Regions from separate parts of the Mus musculus genome. Here region 2 is linked to region 1. A link is a contact called in ENCODE POLR2A ChIA-PET data. All regions are on one chromosome and are shown on one strand. Each heading gives the region's core, a stretch centred on a gene start or an enhancer-like site at or near the end of the contact. The rest is flanking DNA. Distances are from core to core; before and after follow the strand shown. Region 1 overlaps Banf2os (a long non-coding RNA gene). Region 2 holds the start of Snx5 (sorting nexin 5).

The links. ChIA-PET counts read pairs that join two places held with the same protein, here RNA polymerase II (POLR2A).
Region 2: POLR2A ChIA-PET joins it to region 1 with 10 read pairs in Patski. The contact joins the promoter of Snx5 here to the enhancer-like site in region 1. POLR2A ChIA-PET finds 5 or more read pairs at or near these places in 2 of 5 experiments (Patski and embryonic stem cell).

Annotation. Positions count from the first base shown.
Region 1 is chr2:144,161,869-144,166,149 of GRCm38, forward strand. All of the region lies in intron 2 of Banf2os (a long non-coding RNA gene), which reads right to left. Among named protein-coding and RNA genes, the nearest start is that of Gm5535, 25 kb to the right of the region's middle. Within about 2 kb of position 2,308, at least 1 of the 3 ENCODE cell types and tissues checked has a DNase peak (open chromatin) inside an H3K27ac peak, as active enhancers do.
Region 2 is chr2:144,268,716-144,272,996 of GRCm38, forward strand. Snx5 (sorting nexin 5) reads right to left here and starts at 2,187. Exons shown (of 14, transcript NM_001199188.1): 1 at 1,986-2,187; 2 at 1,662-1,744. The coding sequence starts at 1,712. It overlaps Mgme1 (mitochondrial genome maintenance exonuclease 1), which reads left to right and starts at 2,189. Exons shown (of 5, transcript NM_028984.5): 1 at 2,189-2,357; 2 at 3,200-3,769. The coding sequence starts at 3,265.

The DNA.
Region 1 (4,281 bases), core at 1,058-3,557:
GGAGTTGACCTGGTATCCCCCTTGTAAAGGTGTCTCTCCTATCTCCTGAGACTTGCTGAATTCATCCTCTGGGAATTTAGCCTCAGCCCCCTCTTAGCTTGGTCTCTTCCCTGCTCTGAACTGTTTCCTTCATTTCCCCCTGAGAACACTCCCTTAATAAATCACAGGCACACAAGGCCTCATTCCAGGATCCATTCCGAAACCCAGCCAAGGATGGGGTCAACTCCTACTACAGCAGAAAAAGAAGAAGAAGAAGAAGGAAAAAAAAAAAAAAGACACAATTATATACCTCAGAGGACATGGGCTGTAAAAGATCTCATCTGTTAGAGGGTATTGTCTGAGAATCAACTTAGGATGCCTGGCTCCTTCCTTTGGGCTCTCTGCTCTCCTACCTGACCCCTATCTCTGCATGGCAACCCTCCATAGAATTGGAACTGTTCACAAATATCTTCTCACTCTTCCTCAACTATTTGGCAGCCACTGTGTGTCTGGCCCTGACCCATCCCAGACTCAGTAAATTCTAGACAACTTGTCCCGATGGCTGACACAGCTAAACTGAAGTCGTTTCATAAGGGAAGTTTGGATCCAGAAAGGATCCGTTATCCTGGTACTAGGAACACAGATGCAGGCTGGTGGGTACAAGGCTTGAAACCCCAAGGGGACCCAGATGAAAATAAACTGGATCTACAGAGATGGACAGACAAGAGATCTGAAGGAAATGGGTACCACGGTCCGAGTCAGGCTTCTGATGCTTGTTTCCAAAAGCATCCTGACATTTGCCAAGATTCTCAAACTGTAACTGTGGCCTTTGGAAGTCCGAGGGGAGTGCAGTGGGGACAGGGGCTGGTTCTCGGTGGCTGGTGAGAGCTGAGAGCAGGAGAGCAAGTGGAGAGGGCAGGGGATGACTAATATAAGCAAGGAAGCCTGTTGCCAGAAAGAACTAGAAACTCTTCCCCACCTGGGCTACATGCAACAACCACAACAGCAGAAGCTCCAAAACAGACAAACATGGCGGAAGCAGGTGCTATGCAAATGACTTGTAAAGGGACCTGAGATCCTGGCCTGGTGTTCTGGAGTGTATGCCAGTTGGTAGCTCATTCTTGGGAGTCCTTTTCTCTTTCTTAATAAATGGTGTCTATTTTTATTACCTCCGTGTTCTGGTTTGGTTCTTGTTGTTGCTTTTGTTTTGGTTTTGCGTTGTCCTGGGTCACAAGACCCTGGAAATCTCAGTAGTTTTACACCCCAGCCTGGACTCAGATCTGCACCATACAGTACGGTGTGTCCCTGGAGTCAAACGCTTCTCCTGGAAAATGTCTTGTCATCAGCATGAATGTCCCTTGCTGCTTCCCCAGACTATTGGTCACCAATGTCATGACATAATATACCCACCATGCAGTTTCATCTCCCTCAAGAGCCTTCCTTCCAACTGATTAGAGGGGCCAAGCTGTGGGCTGCATAGGGAGATGGAAAGCCATGGCCTAAGTCAGCTGAGTTGGGCCAAATCTCTCGGGGGGGCGGGGGGGGGATCTAAATATCATCTCTTCCTTTTTGTTTCTTTCTTCCTTCCTTTCTTTCTTTCATTTTCTTTTTCTTTTTTTTGAGACAGGTAACCCCAGTGCAGAGCTGAAGAAGCTAGGCTTGGAAACACTAATACAAGGCCCTGTGCCACAATCACTTGTAATGTCCAAGCCTCAGAAATCCAAACACTGGGGTCTTCTGCCGTCCCTGGCAGCTTTTACATCAAGAATTCATGTGGTAAACCAGACAGCAGCCTATGAGTAAGAATAACAGACCCATCACACTAAGGTGTCTCCACGACAGGCTGAGGGAGCAGGTCTCAAGGGCAGTATGTGATGAGGGAGGTGTCCCAAGAAGAAGTAGAGAAGAAGACAGGAGAGAGAGAGGGGCCATTGAAGAGTGATTTATGGAGCTGGTCCTGCTGGGGTAGGGTGGAGGAGAGAAGATGCTGCAAAGAAGAAACAGACAGACGGGTAGCACACTAGAGCTGCCCCTAGCAACCAGAAGGGAGTTGGATGCTCAGCTGCCACCCCTAAGCCAGAAGCCCTGGTCTATCTGGTATCCAGGGTCTCAGGCTAGAGTCATTTGGGAAAGCTTTGTGGGGGTGTGTGTGGGGGGTGCTTTTTGTTTGTTTTTAGTCACAATTCCTGTGAGCTTACATTGTGAGACTGGGCCAACCTGTGCTGGGGACTGCTAAACGACGGCCACATGCCTCGCTGTGTGGGAAACCCTGCTCTTCCTGATCTCTCAGATCCCTCAAGTCCCTCTGAGCCTACAGGTTCAAGGTCCCCCTGCACAAGTTCAGCTGTGGATGGAAACCCTGAGAAAAACACCCATGGAGCTAGAGACAAACACATTTGTCTGCCGGCCGGCCGGGGCTGCAGCTGGTGGAGGCTTGAGGAATGAATTCTTTTGGCTTTAATTCAGCTGTTTGTGCTCCCGTGACACAAACTGAGCTCAACCCACATTTTCCTTAGAAAGAAAGGAGAGGCGGTGCGTAGAGGCATCAAGCATATTTTCGGAGGTTTAATTTCCTTCCAGTGTCCTTAAGAAATCCCCCCCACCCCCTAAAGCTTATGCTGCCTCAACCCCAGCCCTAACGGTAGCATCAAAGACTTTTAAATTGAGACCCAGGGTGAGTTAGCTAAAGTAAATAAAACCAGAGAAGGAGGGAAATTAAAAGACAGTATCAGAGAAACCACGTCTTCACCAAAAAGCAAAAAGGAAGGAAGCTGGTTAGGGGAGGAGACCTGGAGAGGGAAGAATACCAAATTCCAAGAGTTTAAATGCAAGGAACGAAGGAATTAGCACTGACAGATTTAGCAAATAAAAATGCCCAGTGCCTGGTTCGATTTGTATTTTAAACGACGAATAATTTTTATTGTCTGCCATGCATTATTTCAGACACTCTTTCATCAAATATTTCATACAATAAATTTATGATAAAACGTAATTTATTGCCCATCTTAAAGTCAAATTTAATTGGGCACCCTTAATTGTACGTTAAAAATTATCAGCTAGTTTAAACACCTTTTAGACTGGTCAGCTTTGCTTCCCTGGGGATCTTGCTGGTCGTTTATACAGATGTCCCCTGCCTTTGTGGGTATATTTGTCCTTTGGGAATTTACAACAGAGAGGAACTCCCCAGAGAAGCTGAAAGTGGAATACAAAGACCAGACTGCTAGAGGAGGTCCAGGCATGGAGGTTAAGTGGAGCCAGTATCCTTGAGCCTCCCCATCACCGCAATCTGGCCACAGGAGCGGCCCTGCTCAGCTAGAGGGATTCCAGCCCGGGCCCCTCCCCGCGGTGAGCTAAGGATTTAGGGATGACTACAGGAGGGTGGAGAGCTGCCACGTTCCAGTCCTGGAGGAGCGCGCAGAAGGGACTTCACACACACACACTCACACACACACACACACACACACACACACACACACACACACACACACACACCTGTACACACCCCTAAGATGCTGTGATCTCTTCGCTTCCTTCTGCCCTGTATTTTCCTTCCCAGGCCCTGTCCTCCGTTCTGTCTCCCCACTTCCCGTCCCTCCAAATAAGGAAGCAGAGCTTTGCGGACGCCTGGCGAAGATGCCAGGTCTGGTCCCCGCCCCCAGGCCGAATCCAGCTGCCAGCGAGGCAGCTGGGGGTGGTGGAATGGGGTGGGGGAGTGGACCCCGCAGGCCCGGTCGCGATCTAACCCAGCGGCTCAGGATGCAGCGGGGGCCCTGGGTGCACAATGGCACCTGCGGGACAACTGCGTCAAGGTCGAGGTGAGAACCAGGCTCTCAGGGCTGCCCGGAACGTTTCACTCTTCGCTCGGCGGGGCTCTGCAAAGGCGGAAGATGACGTGGCGAATCGAGGAAGCGCCACATCTCAGATCCAGACGTTCCACTCCCAGGAACTGACCCAAAGGAAATAATCCAGTCCAAGAAAGAGAGAATATCCGGGAATAAAGCAACTCGTGGGAAATGGTTTAACGAACCTCTGCATATCAGTGCTATGGAATGCTCTTTTATTTCGTGCAGCATTTAGGTGATCGCTTGTCAGGACCCTCTCAGTATCTGGGGACACTGAGAGGGTAGAACCCAGATCTCCTTTCTTTCCTCCGAGAGTTCACAGGAGAAACAGCGTGGACTTTAGAACCAGAGTGCAGTGGATCTGAGCACCCGTGTATGTCCTCATCTGTAAAACGCAGACGCTTCATAGAGAAGCAATGAGGGTCCCAGCGGGAAGGTTACACCGAGTATCCGCCACGAG
Region 2 (4,281 bases), core at 937-3,436, 110 kb after region 1:
TATAGTAATTAAAATGTCTGGATATCAGACTTCTCCTTTCAGGCCTCCTTACCTTGCCAAGGAACTTTACTAGCATTCAAACTCCTCAGCACTAGCTCAGGGTTAGAGGGAATCCCAGAGTTTCATTCTCATCTGAAGAATCCTTAGATTCTAATCTAGTCACTAGAGCAACTTCCAGAATCCCATTTTGATAGAAATTCCAAACTAAATAATCCGAACATTTAAATAAAATGGCAAAATTTATTAGCTGACAAATTTGCCCAAGTTGAACTCCAGTTCTTTGACACTTGCCAAATTCCCTTCAAATGACTGCCATCCAGATGTGATCTGCCAGTCTAGTACAGACCAGATAACACAAACGAAACCATGTACTAAAACCAGTCATTTACCTCAACATTTCTTTAACTCAAGAGAAAGCCAAAGTTGTCGTTTTCTCCACTGTGATCATCTCCAATTTTGCTTATCAGAGTGATGGTGAACTCATTTTTTTAAAAATTCTATTAGCAGTTAATAAAGACGATCAAGTCATTTTACATAAATGATTCTGCTCCGTACCAAAAAAGGAGGAAAAAAAGAGCCACCAGGGCCTCTCCTGCCCCTAGTACCTATTATATATGCCAGGGGAGAGAAACTAATTCTTCTAATGTAAAAGAAATAAAACACCTCGCACAAAGCTCTATTTCAATACAATACCCTTGTTGGAACAATCCAACTGGTTGGTGCGCCAGAGACCGGTATTTACTTACTAGATAAAAAGTTTGCGCCGGACGTGGTGGCGTATGCCTTTAATCCCAGCACTTGGGAGACGGATTTCTGAGTTCGAGGCCAGCCTGGTCTACAAAGTGAGTTCCAGGACAGCCGGGGATATACAGAGAAACTGTCTCGAAAAACAAAAACAAAAACAAAAAAAAAAATGTTTGCCCATTCAAAGGTACTTAAAATGAAATCTTAATTCAGCTCTTATTAAAATCTAAGAGCTCCCATATTACTGACGATTTTGTCCACAAAACTGACTCATAACCTACCTGTGCGGTGGAAAATTCAAGTTTAAAGAGCCAATAAAAGTAGAATCCTTTATTGCCCGTATAGCAATCCCTGTTTATTGCATTAGTCCTCAAGATATTTGCAGCCCGAGGGTTATATCAACACACAGGATTTACTAAAAATTACAACTCCCACGAGGACACATTTAGCGTTCCCAAGTTGCAAAAACCATGCTACATACAGATACTCGTTAGAAATCTCCCCACTATTTTAAACGAAAAGGCCATTTTCTTAAAAGGAGATAGGAATAGCAAACGAAACTTTGATCCACTTTCCAATTACCATGTAGTCGATTTAAGTTTTAGGAGCAAAAGAAAAAAGAAAAAAAAAAAAACCACGCTCCTAAGGGCTTCAGAGGATTAGCCTCAGTCGAATGACTGGCAGAGCGTCGGTCAGCTTCCCACCGAGAGCTCAAGAAGTGGGGTCCCACTTGTCTGGGTCTCCTTGGTCAGAGAATGAGCGTGCAGAGACACCCCGTTGGAAAGCCATCTCTAAAGGGGTGGTTGAGGGAAAACCTCGGGATCTTGCTGGGGTCCGAGCCCCAGAGAAGATCCACCCAGCCCAAGGAGGCCGGCGGGAACCTCCAGCCCAGGTAGCGAGCGAGGAAGGGATCTCACCTTGCTGCGGTCCTCCTCCTGCTGCTCCAGCAACTCGGGAACCGCGGCCATGGCGACGCGGGCCTCGAGCAGGGGCCGTGTGGCTGTGCGAGGAAAGAAGAGGCTGGGCCGCCGCCGGGGCGCCTTTCAGGGGCGGCCGCGGCCCCGCCTCCGCCGGCCTCCTTGCCGGACGGCGGCTGGAGGCCGCGGGACTCCGCCACCATCCCAGCAGCCCCGGGCGCAGGCCAGCGAGCGGCACGCCACGTGCTCCCCCAGTGCGGCCTCCCCCGTCCCCGCGGCCGTCCATCTTGGAGCCGGGCAATAGAAGCTACGCGGGGAGCCTACCCTCGCTCCGCGCCACGCGGACACCAGCACCGGAGGGCCGCGACGGGAACGCGGGCTCCGAACCCTCCGCCGGCGAGGCACGCCTCGAGAAAGGACGCGCACCGCGGCCCGGGCAATTTATGGCTCAGCCAGAGTCCAAGATGGCGAGCGGCGGTGACGTGCGCGAGATCTCGTGAGCGCGACAACGCGCGGCTTGACGGCGCCCGCGCTTCTGCTTCGGGGGCGTGGAGGGGATGGCGCCTCACAGGTGCGACGGGAACGCCGTAGTGCATGCTGGGGCCGCCTCGCTTTGGGAAAGCGCGGGACCGATGAAAGTACGGGTCCCGAGAGGGTTGTTTGCGGGCTGGGTGTTACAGCGTGGTGGCATCTCAGGTACAGCTAGAACCCTGCCGCTGACCGACCTTCTATTTAAATACTCTCTTCCCTATCCAAACTCGGGCACGAAGGGCCACGCTTGTCCTGTCGCAGCCATGGGAGACACCTGCAGAGATCATTTTCTGGAATTAACGTTGGATGGGCTGTGCAGACCCACTTGCGACATGTCCCGAGTCTGGACCACGAGGTCACAGTAGCACCCACTTTTTAAAGGGCGGCGTGAGGAATAGATGAGCGATGCCCATACAGAATATTTAGTAAGAGTTTGGTATGTAGATGTAGGTGTTTAACTGTTAATTAAGACTTGTGAATTTGTTGGGGGGGGGCAGATTGTAGTTGTTTTGTTTCTAGAGACAAAGCCAAGCTAACCCAAAATCTCAATTTCATACTGCCTCAGCCACCCAAGTAACTTAAGTTTCCTGGTCTATGCCTCCAGGCCTTGTCACATTCAGATTTAAGGTGTCATATCCGAAACGGCCAACACATTAACATTGAACAAAAGCCACTTACAATTTTCATGAATCTTACTTGGGAATGATTTTCTCTTTTTTTTTGGAAACGTCAAAAGTTTAGTGTATGCACTTTTAATGTTCTTGTGGGTTTTTTTGTTTTTGTTTTTTGGTTTTTTGAGTCAGGGTTTCTCTGTGTAGCCCTGGCTGTCCTGGAACTCACTTTGTAGACCAGGCTGGCCTCTAACTCAGAAATCCACCTGCCTCTGCCTCCCAAGTGCTGGGATCAAAGGCGTGCGCCACCACACCCGGCTCTTGTGTGATTTTCAATTTGATGGTTTTAATATAGAAAATGTCTTAAACCTAACACCACTTTTTTTTTTTTTTCAGATACGAACAGAACACACTTTTAAACTTTCCAGACTAGAGAAAAGTTAGAGGGGCGAAGTCTAAAAATGAAACTGCCTCTGACCTTCTGCAGGCTGCTTAGCAGGTTAAACAGATTTTCTGTAAAAGCAAGCCCTCCTGTGAGTTTCTCCACTTTCTCTTATTTGTGTAGCCAGAAGAAGAAAAACTCTTACGAAGCAGTAGACCAAGCGAAGTACTCTCGTTTAGTACGCTCTGTCTTGTCCAGAGGCCCGGCCCAGACTCCAGAGTCGTTGTTCAAGGAAGATGATGTACTGTATGGACCAGTGAGTAAGCATAAGGCTGCAGAGCCGGAGCCACAGGCCAGAGTCCCACAACACTGCTTTCCTATCTTCAATGAAGAGAGAACCGGGAAACCACACACAGATGCTTCTTCAAGCCCTTTGAAGATCCCTTTGCAAAGGAACTCGATACCCAGTGTGACCCGCATCCTTCAGCAGACCATGCCACCTGAACAGAGCTTCTTTTTGGAGAGGTGGAAAGAGCGGATGGTTCTGGAGCTGGGAGAAGACGGGTTTGCAGAATATACTTCAAGTAATTATCTTGCTTCTGGTTATGTGTGGTCACTGGTTTTTAGGAGATAGAGCATTCCTGTCAGAAGAATGGAGCTTAAAAAAAAATCTTACTGAGGAAGTACTTTCAAATAGCATTTCATGTCTGCTAATTTGCTTAATCTTCGTAGATACTATTAACTGTAGTTCACACTTAAAGAAATGGAAATAACAGAGATCAAATTATTTGACAAACTTGCATAATTTATAAACAACCTATCAATTCTTTTCCATCTCTTGACAAAAGTCTAGGGTTTTTTTGGTTGGTTGGTTGGTTTTTGGTTTTTCGAGACAGGGTTCTCTGTTTAGCCCTGGCTGACCTGGAACTCACTCTGTAGACCAGGCTGGCCTCGAACTCAGAAGTCCGTCTGCCTCTGTCTCCCAAGTGCTGAGATTACAGGTATGTGCCACCGCTGCCCTGCCAAAAGTCTAGTTTTTAAATAGTTTTTCTTGCTCAGAATGTAATGGTTACCCATTGTTCTACTAGTCAGTATC